Linked DNA regions of Homo sapiens: region 2 is linked to region 1. A link is a contact called in ENCODE POLR2A ChIA-PET data. All regions are on one chromosome and are shown on one strand. Each heading gives the region's core, a stretch centred on a gene start or an enhancer-like site at or near the end of the contact. The rest is flanking DNA. Distances are from core to core; before and after follow the strand shown. Region 1 overlaps TPX2 (TPX2 microtubule nucleation factor). Region 2 holds the start of ACTL10 (actin like 10).

Evidence for each region. ChIA-PET counts read pairs that join two places held with the same protein, here RNA polymerase II (POLR2A).
Region 2: POLR2A ChIA-PET joins it to region 1 with 11 read pairs in GM10248. The contact joins the promoter of ACTL10 here to the enhancer-like site in region 1. POLR2A ChIA-PET finds 5 or more read pairs at or near these places in 2 of 52 experiments (GM10248 and MCF 10A).

Annotation. Positions count from the first base shown.
Region 1 is chr20:31,744,028-31,751,110 of GRCh38, reverse strand. The region is part of intron 2 of TPX2 (TPX2 microtubule nucleation factor); the gene reads right to left. Among named protein-coding and RNA genes, the nearest start is that of TPX2, 8.3 kb to the right of the region's middle. Within about 2 kb of position 3,255, at least 2 of the 41 ENCODE cell types and tissues checked have a DNase peak (open chromatin) inside an H3K27ac peak, as active enhancers do.
Region 2 is chr20:33,664,128-33,671,210 of GRCh38, reverse strand. ACTL10 (actin like 10) reads right to left here and starts at 4,268. Exons shown (of 1, transcript NM_001024675.2): 1 at 2,686-4,268. The coding sequence starts at 3,713. The coding sequence ends at 2,976. NECAB3 (N-terminal EF-hand calcium binding protein 3) reads left to right here. Exons shown (of 12, transcript NM_031232.4): 3 at 419-527; 4 at 1,499-1,524; 5 at 1,739-1,836. RefSeq lists enhancers at 3,466-3,545, 4,356-4,575, 7,009-7,083, 6,426-7,083 and a silencer at 3,896-4,225.

The DNA.
Region 1 (7,083 bases), core at 2,006-4,505:
GGGCCCAAAGGATCCTCCCTCCTCAACCCCTCCTAAGTAGCTGGGCATGGTGGTGTGTGCCTGTAGTCCCAGCTAATCAGGAGGCTGAGGTGGGAGGATCATTTGAGTCCAGGAGTTTGAGGCCACAGTGACCCACGATTGCACCACTGCACTCTAACGTGGGCAACAGAGTGAGACTCTGTCTCTTAAAAGACAACAACAACAACAACAACAAAATAGTTAAGCAGTATTTATTTCCCTAGATCTATGTTTGCAGCCCAAAAGAAACTGAGCTTTCTCAAATTTTTATTAAATATTCATGACAAGCAATGATTGTCTAATCTCTTGATTTAAGGAAATAATCCTTCCCATTTACGTGGCCTATAAATTGACTATTAACTTACCCAAATGTTACATATTCTCTTTCTAATATTTCTATATAGAACTACCAACCTGGCCAACATGGTGAAACCCCATCTTTCTACTAAAAATACAAAAATTAGCTGAGTTTGGTGGCACATGCCTGTAATCCCAGCTACTCGGGAGGCTGAGGCAGGAGAATCGCTTGAATGCAGGAGGCAGAGGTTGCAGTGAGCCGAGATCATGCCACTGCACTCCAGTGTGAGACTCCGTCTCATAAATAAATAAATAAATAAATAAATAAATAAATAAATAAATAGCCGGGCACGGTGGCTCACACCTGTAATCCCAGCACTTTGGGAGGCCAAGGCGGGCGGATCGCCTGAGGTCAGGAGTTCGAGACCAGCCTCAAAATGGAGAAACCCTGTCTCTACTAAAAATATAAAATTAGCCAGGTGTGGTGGTGCATGCCTGTAATCCCAGCTACTTGGGAGACTGAGGCAGGAGAATTGCTTGAACCTGGGGGGTGGAGGTTGCAGTGAGCCAAGATCGCACCATCGCACTCCAGCCGGGGCAACAAGAGCGAAACTCCGTCTCAAAAAAAAAAAAGAAATCGAGACCATCCTGGCCAACATGGTGAAACCCTGTCTCTACTAAAAACACAAAATTAGCTGGGCATCGTGGCATGCGCCTGTAGTCCCAGCTACTCGGGAGGCAGAGGCAGGAGAATAGCTTGAACCCGGGAGGAGGAGGTTCCAGTGAGCCAAGATCGTGCCACTGCACTCCAGCCTGGCAACAGAGTAAGACTCCATCTCAAAAATATAATAATAATTAATTTAAAAAATTAAAAATAAACAAATAATAAGATTTCTATATAGAACTAAAAATGATTCCTGGGGCATTGACTTAATAAAAGGGTATATAAATTTGAAAAAGTTAAAAATAAAAACAGCTATTAACTTTTTTCTTTTTTTTTGAGACAGAGTTTCACTCTTGTCGCCCAGGCTGGAATGCAGTGGCACAATCTTGGCTCACTGCAACCTCTGGCTCACGGGTTCATGTGATTCTCCTGCCTCAGCCTCCTGAGTAGCTGGGATTACAGGCACCTGCCACCATGCCCAACTAATTTTTTGTATTTTTAGTAGACGGGGTTTCACCATGTTGGCCAGGCTGGTCTTGAACTCCTGACCTCAAGTGATCCACCCGCCTCAGCCTCCCAAACTGCTGGGATTACTAGCGTAAGCCACCGTGCCCGGCCAACAGCTATTACTTAATGAGCACTTATGACATGCCAGACACTGTTGACAGTGTCTTACATGTATTAACTCACTAAATCCTCACAATAATCCTATAAAGTAGGTACTGTTATTATCTTCATTCTATACTGAGGGACTTGAGGCACAGAGAGATTTACTACTTATTCACAGTCATGCAGCTAAGAAGCAGTAAAGCCAGGATTCCAAATGGAATAGACACCGAAGGTGGTGTTCTTATCCACTGCCTATTTATTTAAAAATAGACATTTAAGCTGGGCGCGGTGGCTCACGCCTGTAATCCCAGCACTTTGGGAGGCCGAGGCGGGTGGATCATGAGGTCAAGAGATTGAGACCATCCTGGCTAACACAGTGAAACCCCGTCTCTACTAAAAATACAAAAAAATTAGCCAGGCGTGGTGGTGGATGCCTGTAGTCCCAGCTACTCGGGAGGCTGAGGCAGGAGAATGGCGTGAACCCAGGAGGCGGAGGTTGCAGTGAGCCGAGATCGCGCCACTGCACTCCAGCCTGGGCAACAAAGCAAGACTCTGTCTCAAAAAAAAAAAAAAAAATTCACATTTAAATAGATAAATAACAAATGTCATGGAGCAAGAGATAATAACTTCCAAATACTGTCTACTGTAGGCCAGGCACCTTACCAGACACTTCACATAAATCATCTCGTTTAAACTGCATTAACAATATAGACAATAGATAGATGTCTTTATAAATAAATGCTACCATCACCATTTTATAAACAAGGAAACAAGCTCAGAGAAGTTACACTATTCCAAGATCACCAAACTAATACATAGCAGTGTTGAGTTTTAAAAGAACAAGTCTGCAGGATTCCAAAATCTGGGGTCTCTCTAATGCACAAGTTTTCCTATAAACATTGCTTCAAAAAGGAGGTAGGTAATCAAATCATAAGATCCTGTTCAACAAAGACAAATCCTGCCCTTTATGAAAACTAAGCATCCCTGATATGCTCATAAAGAAAACTTTAGCAAATTACAAATCCTGTTATAAATATATTTGGAAAGCTCTGATCTGAATCTTCCCATAAATTTTTTAAAAAATCCATTGATTCCTCTTTTTTTAAGTATACTTTTCCATATGAAGTTTTTCCTCTATATAAGATGGTGGTTAGTGAAAACCTCAGTGATATTCTAGAGTAAAGAGACTATGAAGAGGGTTCAAGCAGCAGAAGAAAGGCTGTCCTCTGAGGTCTAAGACTACATTTGATTAGTGGGGAACAAACGGCGAGGGGTGCAAACCTAAGTACACTTAATCTTTAGGTGAAATTTTAAAAACAAAATATTATTTTCCTAACATGACCTGTTCTTTAAAAAAGCTTCTTTTAAGCTATATTTTGGTCTAGAATGGCCAACTCAGGAGACCATCCCCTCTCCCTGGAAAAAGAGAATAAATAAATACATATCCATTGAGAAGTCTGACTCTCTTCAATTAAGGCTGATAGGACAAGTACATCAAGAAAACGAAAAGCTAACTACTGGGTAATTTCGGTTTCACGACACTACCTCCCCCAGAAATAATAAATATGAGGATGTGAAATCTTCCAAAATTAAAGTCCACAGGGCCTAGTGGGAAATGGAACAGGCCAGAGCCAAAGGCAGCTGTTTAAATGAGAGAGCCCCAGGCATGGTGGGAACTGGATGCCTTCCTGCGTCCCTTAATCAAGATTGAATTTCTGTCAACAGGTCTCACCAAAAAAAAAAAAAAAAAAAAGGCACATGCGTCAACCACATTCCCCCAAACAAATCAAGTTGCCAAGCAAGAGAATCAGCTTCACATTTCAAAATTATCTGAATCTACCACAGCTTCAGATTCTTGCAAAACTAGAAATATTCTGCATGGAAAAATAGCTATTAATGACCAATATTCCTACAAAGACCCAAGGAAAAAGCCTATCCTGTATGCTATGAACCAATTAGGTTCCTCTAAAAACTGCCTATTCAATGCCATCCATCGTGTCTTATAGCCCATTTTTGTTTCCAAAAAGCGAAGACTAAAACGATAGATAGATAGATAGATAGACAGACAGACAGACAGACAGACAGAGATAGAGATATAAAATCTCGGCCGGGCACAGTGACTTATGCCTGTAATCCCAGTACTTTGGGAGGCCAAGGCAGGCGGATCACGAAGTCAGGAGTTCGAGATCAGCCAGGCCAACATGGTGAAACCCGTCTCTACTAAAAATACAAAAATTAGCGGGCGTGGTGGGTACGTGCCTTTAATCCCAGCTACTCGGGAGGCTGAGGCAGGAAAATAGCTTGAACCCAGGAGGTGGAGGCTGCAGTGAGCCGAGATTGCACCGCTGCACTCCAGCCTGGGACAGAGCGAGACTCCTTCTCAAACAACAACAACAAAAAAAAATCTCTTCCCTCCAAGAACGCACAATTGAATGGGGGAATGCAAACAATTACAATATAGGGCTATCCTTGCTGCAAGAGGGCATTAACAGAGAGCGCTCTGGAAGTGCAGAGAAGGAGAACAGCATAAAAGAGGATCAGAGATGGTTTCCTGATGTAAAAAATACTTAAAAGATACAGACAGACCTGCGGAGTTCTACAAGCTAAGAATGAACGTTGACTTTTTCTAGGGTAAGAGATAAATGGAAGGGGAAGACAAATACAAATTAGGAAGATTGCAGACAAAGCAATGTAACCTGTTCCCACATTCATCTGAAATTAACCTCCCATTGCCTCCCATCTTTCTTCACTCTCAAACCAAAAATAACTAGTCTTGACAAGCTCTATAAATCAAAAGGTGCAGGTTCAGACCGGGTTGGGGAAAGCTGCAAGAGGGTGCATTCTAAGCAGGGTGAAATAGGGGACTACCAGCTCCTGAGCAAAACAAAGACTTTGGTGTGACAGATGCTCTCAAACACCTTGCTATCCAGTCAGTGAGATATGACTTGCCTATTTCTATTAAAGAGAAAGTCATGAGTTAAACTGGTAATATAATAGAATAAACAGAGTAAGACAAGACTTCATTAGAAGTATAGTTAGTTAAGATGGTCCCATCCCAGGCAGTGCCATTTCTCCAGGGACATCCTCTCCTACTTTCACAAGGGATAAGAGATCCTGTTACATTACCACAAGTAAAATAGAGTGGAGTTACTTTCATCTTACCCAGAGAGAAAACACCTACATTTTTTTCTTGTATATAAGGGATTAGCAGCAGTCAGTAAATGGCAACATAATCCAGCATGCAATTTTAACTGTTAATCAAAGTCACAAACTAAGTCTGAAGGAAGTTTAATGGACTTTGTGTTTCCACATTTATGTTTGCTAACTTCTATGTTGAAATTGGATCTGTTTACAGAAACAGATCTATGAAGCTTCCAAAATTGGGTCAATTTAAAATCCAATGACAATCCCTCACTGTCCAACACTCAGAAGTCAGCACAGGACACATGGACACTTGTTCTAATTCATCACTGTCCAGAAACTTCAAGCAAATATATTTCCTATCATTTCTCTCCCAAACTTGTATGTTTCATATTGCCCTTTTTTAAGGATTACAAACTCAGTTTTGCTATAATTTATCCATAGAACTCAACAAACCATAATCCACCTATGACTAATAGGACCTAGATGGAAATCAATGATGCTGTTTACTACTAGGACAGATAATGACAGAGAGCTTTGTAAAATACTAAAAGGAAATCTTAGTAGAAACCCAAAGTAATCTGATATTCCAATAGTATGAAGCTGAAAAAGTTTGTAATGGTTGACAGTGTGGCTGCAGATTACAATCCTAGTCAAATAGCAGTCATTTCATTTTATAGAGATTTATTCCCTTCAAAAGGTATCTGGTTTGGGGAATAACACACAAACACTCAAACCCAAGAACCTAATAAAAGTGTTTATTAGATGGCTCATGCCTGTAATCCCAGCACTCTGGGAGGCCAAGGCAGGTGGATCACCTGAGGTCAGGAGTTCAAGACCAGCCTGGCCAATATGGCAAAACCCCATCTCTAATAAAAATACAAAAATTAGCCAGGTGTGGTGGCGTGCCTGTAATCCTAGCTACTCGGGAGGCTGAGGCAGGAGAATCACTTGAACCAGGGAGGCAGAGGTTGCAGTAAGCTGAGATTGTGCCACTGTATTCCAGCCTGGTTGACAGAGTGAGACTCTGTCTCCAAAAAAAAAAAAAAAAAAGTGTTTACCTATGGATGGTGAGAGTGAAGAAGTAACAAGGCTGGAGGAAGATTTTAAACCATGAAGCTTTTTATATTCTTTTGATTTTTGCACCATGCAAATATATTACCTATTTTAAGTTATACATTTATGCCTATGTGAATATATACTGTTTTAGGTAAATCAGCATAATCTTCCTACAAGGCAATTTGGTGTTACATGTCAAAAGTTTTTAAAAATATGTTTTGTTTGTTTGTTTTTTGAGATGGAGTCTCGCTGTTGCCTAGGCTGCAGTAGTGCAATGGCGCGATCTCGGCTCACTGCAACCTCCACCTCCCAGGTTCAAGTGATTCTTCCACCTCAGCCTCCCGAGTAAGTGGGATTACAGGCACCCGTCATCATGCCTGGCTAATTTGTGTATTTTTAGTAGAGACAGGGTTTCACCATGTTAGCCAGGCTGGTCTTGAACTCCTGACCTCAGGTGATCTGCCCGCCTCAGCCTCCTCAGAGTGCTGGGATTACAGGCGTGAGCCACCGCGCCCGGCCAAAAATACGCATTCTTTTAGACCAGCAATTTCACTGGTAAAAGTAATATAAAGAACCAAATAATGGAATACCATATAGCCATTAAAATTATGTTGTAGAAAAATTTGGCCAGGTACAGTGGCATGCACCTGTAGTTTCAGCAACTCGAGAGGCTAAGGCAGGAAGATCACTTGAGCCCAGGAGATGGAGGCTGCAGTGAGCTGTGATCACGCCACTGAAGTGCACACTCCAGCCTGGGTGACAGAGCAAGACCCTGTCTCAAAAAAAACAAAAAAGAAAAGAGAAGAAAATTTATTAATGACACGGGAAAATATTCATAGCCTGATTATTAAGTTAAAAAAATTAGAGGCCGGGCGTGGTGGCTCAAGCCTCAATCCCAGCACTTTGGGAGGCCGAGGTGGGCAGATCATGAGGTCAGGAGTTTGAGACCAGCCTGGCCAATATGGTGAAACCGTCTCTACTAAAAACACAAAAATAGCCGGGTGTGGTTGCGGGTGCCTGTAATCCCAGCTACTCGGGAGGCTGAGGCAGGAGAATTGCTTGAACCTGGGAGGCGGAGGTTGCATTGAGCCAGAGATCGCGCCATTGCACTCCAACCCGGGCGACAGAGTGAGACTCCGACTCAAAAAAAAAAAAAAAAAAAAGTTAAAAAAATTAACAAAAGTTTTTAGTGTATGATTTTTTTAAAAATGAAATACAGTTGGCTGTCCGTATCTATGAGTTCCATATCTGTGGATTCAATCAACTGCAGATCAAAAATATTTGGGGGAAAAAAA
Region 2 (7,083 bases), core at 3,019-5,518, 1.9 Mb before region 1:
TTCTCTGTGAAGGTCCTGGGTCCAGAGAATGGAGGTTCCTTGTGCCCTGCAGTGAGGCTGGTCCCCAAGTCCTTCCAGGTGACATCTAGGCCCTGCCACAATGTGGCCGTGTCCCAGCCTGTTGCTTGTTTTTTCACTTGGCAAACATTTACTGAGTTCCTACCCAACGCTATGTACATACTGCCCTGTCCCTTTGGTGCCTGCAAAGTAGGTTCTGTTGCCTTCACTGGACACCTTCAAGGACCCCAGTCCTTTTGTCCCCAACAGTCAGGCCCCCCACTGACCTCAGACTCCCATCTCACCTAGCTAGATGGTTGTCAGATGCTATGAGGCCTTTGGGACCCTGGACCTGGTGGCAGGGGTGCAGTCAGGGTCAGGGATACCTCCTCTGCTCCCTGTCCTCCCCCTGCCACCCCAGATGATGGGAAGCTCTCATTTGAGGAATTCCAGAATTACTTTGCCGATGGGGTTCTCAGCCTGGGGGAGCTGCAGGAACTGTTCAGCGGCATTGATGGGCATCTCACCGAGTGAGTATGAGAGGGGGCCGTGGGTAGATGCGAGGCCAGGTTGTCTTTACCCCACTGTGTCCCCTGCTGCCTTGGTTCCTTTTGTAGGATGAGGAAGAGGGGGCAGGGAGAAAGGTACCAGGGCTCAGTTCCAACTTTACCCGCCTGCCTACCCCCTCTCCAGCTACAGCCTTGCCCACTACACTGCTTCCAGCTGGGACCCCAAAATAGCCAAGTCTGAGTCACCACCCATGGCTCAGCTCCCCATTCCCGCTTCCCACAGGGACCAGAGGATGCCTGGGGACAGCTGGGCCCCGCCTGCTTCCACCCGAGAATGCAGTGCATAAACACGCAACCATCTACCCCTTGTGTGCTCCCACATCTACGCGTCTTGGCAGGAGTGTGCACGCTCCTTCCCGTGCCTGCTCCCAGGGGTGCACACGCATGAACCGCTGTTACTCCCTCTACTTCCCTTCTCCCCTTTCCTGAGGGTCAGTCTCAGGCTCCTGAGACTTGGGCTGGAACCTTCATCTGCAGTGCTTCCCCTCCCCTCCTGGCCAGACTCCCCACCCAGTTCCTTGTCCTTCAGGGCCTCACTTAGGCAGCTCTTCCTCTAGGAAACCCTCCCTAACCTACAACTAAATACCCCATGCCGTCCCTGGACTTCATTGCCTTGCACCTGGCTTCCCCTTCGCAGCTCTGACCACTTCTCACTGGCCTGTGTCCACATCCATCTTCCCCTGGCCTGAGATCCTCTTGGTAGCCAAGAATGGGTCTGAATCTTTGCCCTTAGAGTGATTGGTGGGGGCAGTAGAACCCATTCTCCAACCCTGCAAGGACTCTGTCCACAGGAGCAACTTAATCTGGGGTGGAGCAGAAGTGGCCTTGTTAGGCTAAGCTGGGAGTTGGTGGGGTGGGATGTGGGGCATTGGCCCCATTAGTCCCAGTTTACCAGGCCCAGGTCTGAAGGGCGCCTTCTCTTTTCCCTGCAGCAATTTAGAAACAGAAAAACTGTGTGGTGAGTAGGCCCATGGGAGCTCTTTTCTCCTGTGGCCCCTGGGCCCCAGGGTACGTGTGGCAAGGGACTGTTGCTGGTCTCCTGATGGGACAGGTTGGGCTGGGCTCAGGATATAAGGCCTGCTTGGCTGCTGAGGAATTCCAGGGGGCCAGAATCCCAGGGTGGGTAGATGGGTGGGGGTCCAGGAACCCTTGAGCACCTCTTCTGCCTGCAGACTACTTCTCAGAGCACCTGGGTGTCTACCGGCCGGTGCTGGCTGCATTGGAATCGCTGAACCGTGCAGTGCTCGCTGCCATGGATGCCACCAAGCTGGTGAGTGGAGTGGCTGATGGTGGGGGATCCACTGTGAGGCAGTGGGCATCTGCTGTGCTGTGGGATCCTCCACAGTCTTGACTCAGGGTTATAGAGCTAGGGGCTTGGGTTCAAATCCTGGCTCCCACTTTGTAGCTGTGCCCCTTGACCTCTCTGGGCCTGTTTCCTCATCTGTAAACCATCATAACAATAGAGCTGCCCTTCATACATCACTGTGACCAGTGAGAACGAAGGCAGGGATTTTTGTCTGTTTTATTCTGTTTCCAGCACCCAGAATAATGTCTGGCATACACTGGGTGCTTCATACTAGGGGCTGCTGTTGCTTTAGTTGCTGGCCCATCACAACTGTGGTGGGATATCATTCAGGGCTGGGCTAGGCGTGGAAGGCTGTGCTCACAGGTTCACAGGGCAGGGCCTGGCCCGAGGACATACGTGAGTAGGCAGGTACGTGAACACCCACGCGTTTGTGTGGACACGTGTATACACAAGCTCGAACAGTGCTGATAGCCAGGGCTTGAGGCCCTTGAGTGGTGACTTCCAAAAAATAAGCTGCCCTTCCCTTTGTGTGTTCAAGAAATATCTCCACCTCCCTTTGCTCCATAGCTCTTGTAAGGGGGAGGGAGCAGTGAGCAGGCCCGGGATTGTGCCTGACCCCACTTTTTACAGAAGGGGAAACTGAGGCACTCATAGTCAACAATGACCTGAGCACATGGCTAGGCACAGGGCTCCTCCTCCTGGTGACTTTCACATGAGATTTAGTAGCTTTTCAAGGGATCGCCCCTTGGGGCCTGGCATCGGATGTATGTCCAAATGGTACATGACGAGGGTTTGGAGGAACTCCCATATCTGTGGCATGGACACAAGTGGGGCATCACCTTTATTGCCATAAAGTAGGGCCCTGTGGGTAGGCAGCTGGACTGGCATTCTCTGAACTGGCAGTGGTTGGGGAGATTCAAACTGCAGTTCAAAATGAGGGTCCCATGGGTCCCAAATACCTTCTCCTGGCCCAGAAAGGGTATGGGGGTGACCCATCCAGTCAGCTCCAACCTCCAGGAGGACCCTGCCAGCTCCAAACACTTGACTCTTTAGATAGAGAGCTGTCCCCCAACGCAGTGCCACCCCCCCCAGTCCAGCCTGACTCAGTTGAACACATCGTACAGCAGCCTGGAGCCACACTCCTGGTACATGGCCCGAGTTATCCAGCGGCGCTGGAAGGAGTGCAGGGAGGCCACCATGGAGCCGCCGGTCCACACAGCCATGCCACGCCCATGCTTGGCCACCAGGTGGGGCCGCAGGGCCGCGTAGCCGTGCCGCCGGCACTGCGCCTCCAGCTCCTTGTCCAGGCGCTCGGCGAAGCCAGGAAACAGTGTGGAGCCGCCGGCTAGCACCACGGTGTCTGCCAGGCGTGTCCGCAGCGTTTTGGGCATCTTCTGCAGCGCCCGGAAGGCCAGCGCGGGCAGCCCCTGCTCAGCCTGGCCCAGCAGGCCCGGCTGGAAGATGGGTTCGGGGCAGCGGAAGCGCTCACTGCTGAGGCAGACGCAGCACCCGTTACCCACGCTGAAACTGGCCGGATGGTGGCGGGCGGGGTCGCGGAGGTCGCCCTCGAAGTCCAGGGACACGTAGCAGCTGCGCTTCTTGAGATGTGTGATGGCCTTGCGGGGCAGGGCCTGCTGCAAGAGGTCAGGGTTCGCCGCCACCAGCAGATCCCGCAGGTAGCGCGACAGGGTGCTGCCTGCCACGTTCAGTCGGAAGGTGGCCTGGTGCCACGAGTGACCCGCGTAGATGGGCGTGGCGTGGCACACGCCCGCGCCCGCCTCCACGGCCAGCCCGCTGAACGCGCCGGTGGAGCAGAGCGCCAGCAACGCGGTGCTAGCCATGTGGCACGCGGGCACTGCCAGGGTCTCGAACAGCAGCTCCGCCACCCTTTCGCGGCCCGCGGGCGGCGCCAACGGCGAGTCGCTCACCAGCACGGGCCACTGCTCTGGGCACACCCGCAGGCCGCCCACCAGCAGGCGCTCCCACAGCCCTTCCAGCGCCTCCCAGTCCGCCACCACGCCGTGCTTGATGGGGTGCGCCCGCGCCACGCCGCCCGCCAGCTCGCAGCCCGGCGCTCCGGGCAGCACCGGCCGGTCCCAGCTGGGCACCAAGCTAGAGCTCTTCAGCACTATGCGCGGCTGGTTCTCGCCCGCGAAGCCCGCCTTGGTGAAGCCCGAGCCCTGGTCCACCACCACCGCGATGCGGCCCAGGGAGGACGGCCGGTGCACGCGGCGGCTCCCCGACACCGACGCCACCTTCGGGCTCGGCCCAGCCGCGGGGCTGAAGGCTCCGCTCCTCCGCGCCACTCGGCTTCGTCGGCCCGATACCTCCCGGCCTCTGTCCTAGGGAGTAGTCCCCTTCAGCCTTTGGCTCTGCCTCCGGAGCCTAAGTTCTTCCTCTTCTGGACCAAATCACCACCCTTTTCAGCTCTTGGCTCCGCCCTCTGGTCTGAAAGCCCCGCCTCTTCTGTCCGGGCCATCCGCCTCCTTTTCAGCTCGTGGCTAGTTCCTAGGCCTGAGGCCCGGCCCCTAGTTCAGGCTTCAGTCTCCGCTCTGGCTGGGTTCCAGCCGCATCTCACCCTCTTGGTCTCCCTCTGGCGCCGGGCTTCAGGCTCCACGCTCTCAGGACCCGCCTCTGCTTTGCTGTTCCGCCCCGTCAGCCCTTGCTGAGATGGCTGACGAGATGGCTAGGACTGATCCTTTTAGATCCTAAGAAGCCCCCGGGAGGAGCAGAACTTTGAGGGCGAAGGGGCCTTGTGGTAAGGCCATTTGGACATATATCCCCCTTGAGGACCCAGGCAGCCTCCTGGCACCTCTCACCTGGGCTTGACGGAAGTTCCTGGTTGTGGAGAGGGGAGGGGCTGGTCAGAAGGCAGAAAAGAACTTGGATTGGGCTCATTGTGACCTCACTCCCCAGCAGCTGCACTTCGCAGCTCCCTACCTTATGACAACTCCCTGGACCCATCCTCTCTTCTGGACAGAGCCAAGGGCAGTGATTTTGGCATCCAGGGGTCTGGCTTCAGCAGCCCAGCACAGTCTGATTCCTTTCCCAAACCACTTAGAATTATCTGATGTACTCTGTCCAGATGTGTGGCCCCCTACCCCTCCCAGTGCTGAAGAAAAAGCTTTTTCATCACAGATCTGCAGCTTCCCTGAAGAGCCCCCGAGAGGCTCTGGCCCTACCTTTATGGGCTTCCACGGATGGATTCACGTGGGCCTCAGTTTGAGACTCAGTTCTTTTTTTTATTATTATTATTTTTGAGACGGAGTCTCGGTCACCCAGGCTGGGCGTGCAGCGTTGCAATCTCAGCTCAGTGCAACCTCTGCCTTCCGAGTTCAAGTGATTCTCCTGCCTCAGCCTCCTGAGTAGCTGGGACTACAGGCATGCACCACCATACGCGGCTAATTTTTGTATTTTTAGTGGAGACAGGGTTTCGCCACGTTGGCCAGGCTGGTCTCGAACTCCTGACCTCAGGTGATCCACCTGCCTTGGACTCCCAAAGTGCTAGGATTACAGGTGTGAGCCACCGCACCCAGCAAGACTCAGTTCTGAAGCTGACTCACTGTGCAGTCCTAAGCAAGTCTTGATCTTTCTCTGGGTTCGGTTTTCTCCTCCAAAAGGTAGTAATAATCCCCCCACACAGGAAAGAGGTCACTTCTTGTCTCTGCAAAGCCTCATCCTCCTGAGGACCAGTTTGGTTGCAGGTAGAAGACTCAGGTGAATGTAACCCAAAATAAGGACTTTATTGAAAGGATCTTACATGTTATGGATATCAAGAGCAAGGGTGAAATCAGGTTTCAGGAACAGAATCTGACTGCGGGGCTGTGGGGAACCCAGGATGTGCACTGCATTGTGTTGTTTGTTTTTTGAGATGGAGTCTCGCTCTCTTGCCCAGGCTGGAGTGCAGTGGTGTGATCTCAGCTCACTGCAACCTCTGCCTCCTGGGTTCAATTCCCCTGCCTTAGTCTCCCGAGTAGCTGGGACTACAGGCGCCCGCCATGATGCCTGGCTAGTTTTTTGTATTTTTAGTAGAGACGGGGTTTCACCGTGTTAGCCAGGATGGTCTCGATCTCCTGACCTCGTGATCTGCCTGCCTCAGCCTCCCAAAGTGCTGGGTTTACAGGCGTGATCCACTGCGCTTGGCCTGCATTGTGTTTTTATTCTGAAGGCTGGCTTAGCCTGTGCATGTTCAAGTAGAGAACATGGTCTCTTACAGCTCCTGAATCACAGTCCTAGGGGGAGGGGCTGACAGGACCAGCTTGGGCCAATCACTGTATGGGCAGGAGGTGCAGCCCCATGGAAGAACATGGTTACCCTGATTGTAACCATGTGGATGGTAGGGAAGAGTCAGTTCTCACAATTAGCAGGAGTGATGTTATAGCTCTTGCAGCCTCCAGCCTGGTGCAGGCAAGGTGGAGGAGATGTTCATCCTGGTGGCGGTGACAAAAGTGCATCTTCAGCAGAAGCTGGGCTGATGGCTGTAGTGAGCTGGGACTTCAGTCCTGCTGCATCTGCCCCCAAAAGAGGGCATCCTGAGGTTGGTCACCAGAGTGTGGCAGGAAGGCGGGCTGCAGGTTTGGCAGGCCAGGGGTGGCATTGGGTGTGGAGCTGGATTTGGGACCCGGGAGAGTGAGGAGAAGCAGCAGCAGGATCCCGCCCACAGAAAGTGTGGCAGGGCTTCTTCTAAGTGATTTGGGGAGTGAGACTGAAGCTGTGGGCTTTTTCCCTGTTGGTAATGGAGACCTGTTGAAAGCTTATGAGCAGGGGAGTGAGCTGCCCTAGACAGGTAAGTGGTTTGGAATTAGTCTTTGTCACGTGGGGAAGGAGATGGGACAGGGTAGGTTGGGAGACAGGTGCCTTGGGGAAGACTGGGGGGCCTGAATGCTTTGGGGTTACCAAGCACAATGTGTAGGAGTGAGGGGCCAGAGAGAGGCCCAGGGCTTCCAGCTTCTCCTGGGTGCGTCCCCAGGCAGAATCCACGTCTCAGGCCTTGCCCCAGCTGACTGCCATCCTGGCTGTTCTTACCCAGGATGGTGCCTGTTGGCCGGGAACCCTCCCTCATGCCTAAGAGGGATTTCTGGATGCTGGGGGGATGTCAGGCTTTACCGGAAGCAGGTCCCTCTCACTAGCGTGGCCAAGCCTGGGTTTGCCCAAGCCCACCTCCCTTGAGCCTGCAGACTGGGCAGGATGTGACCTGGATTTGGAGTGTTG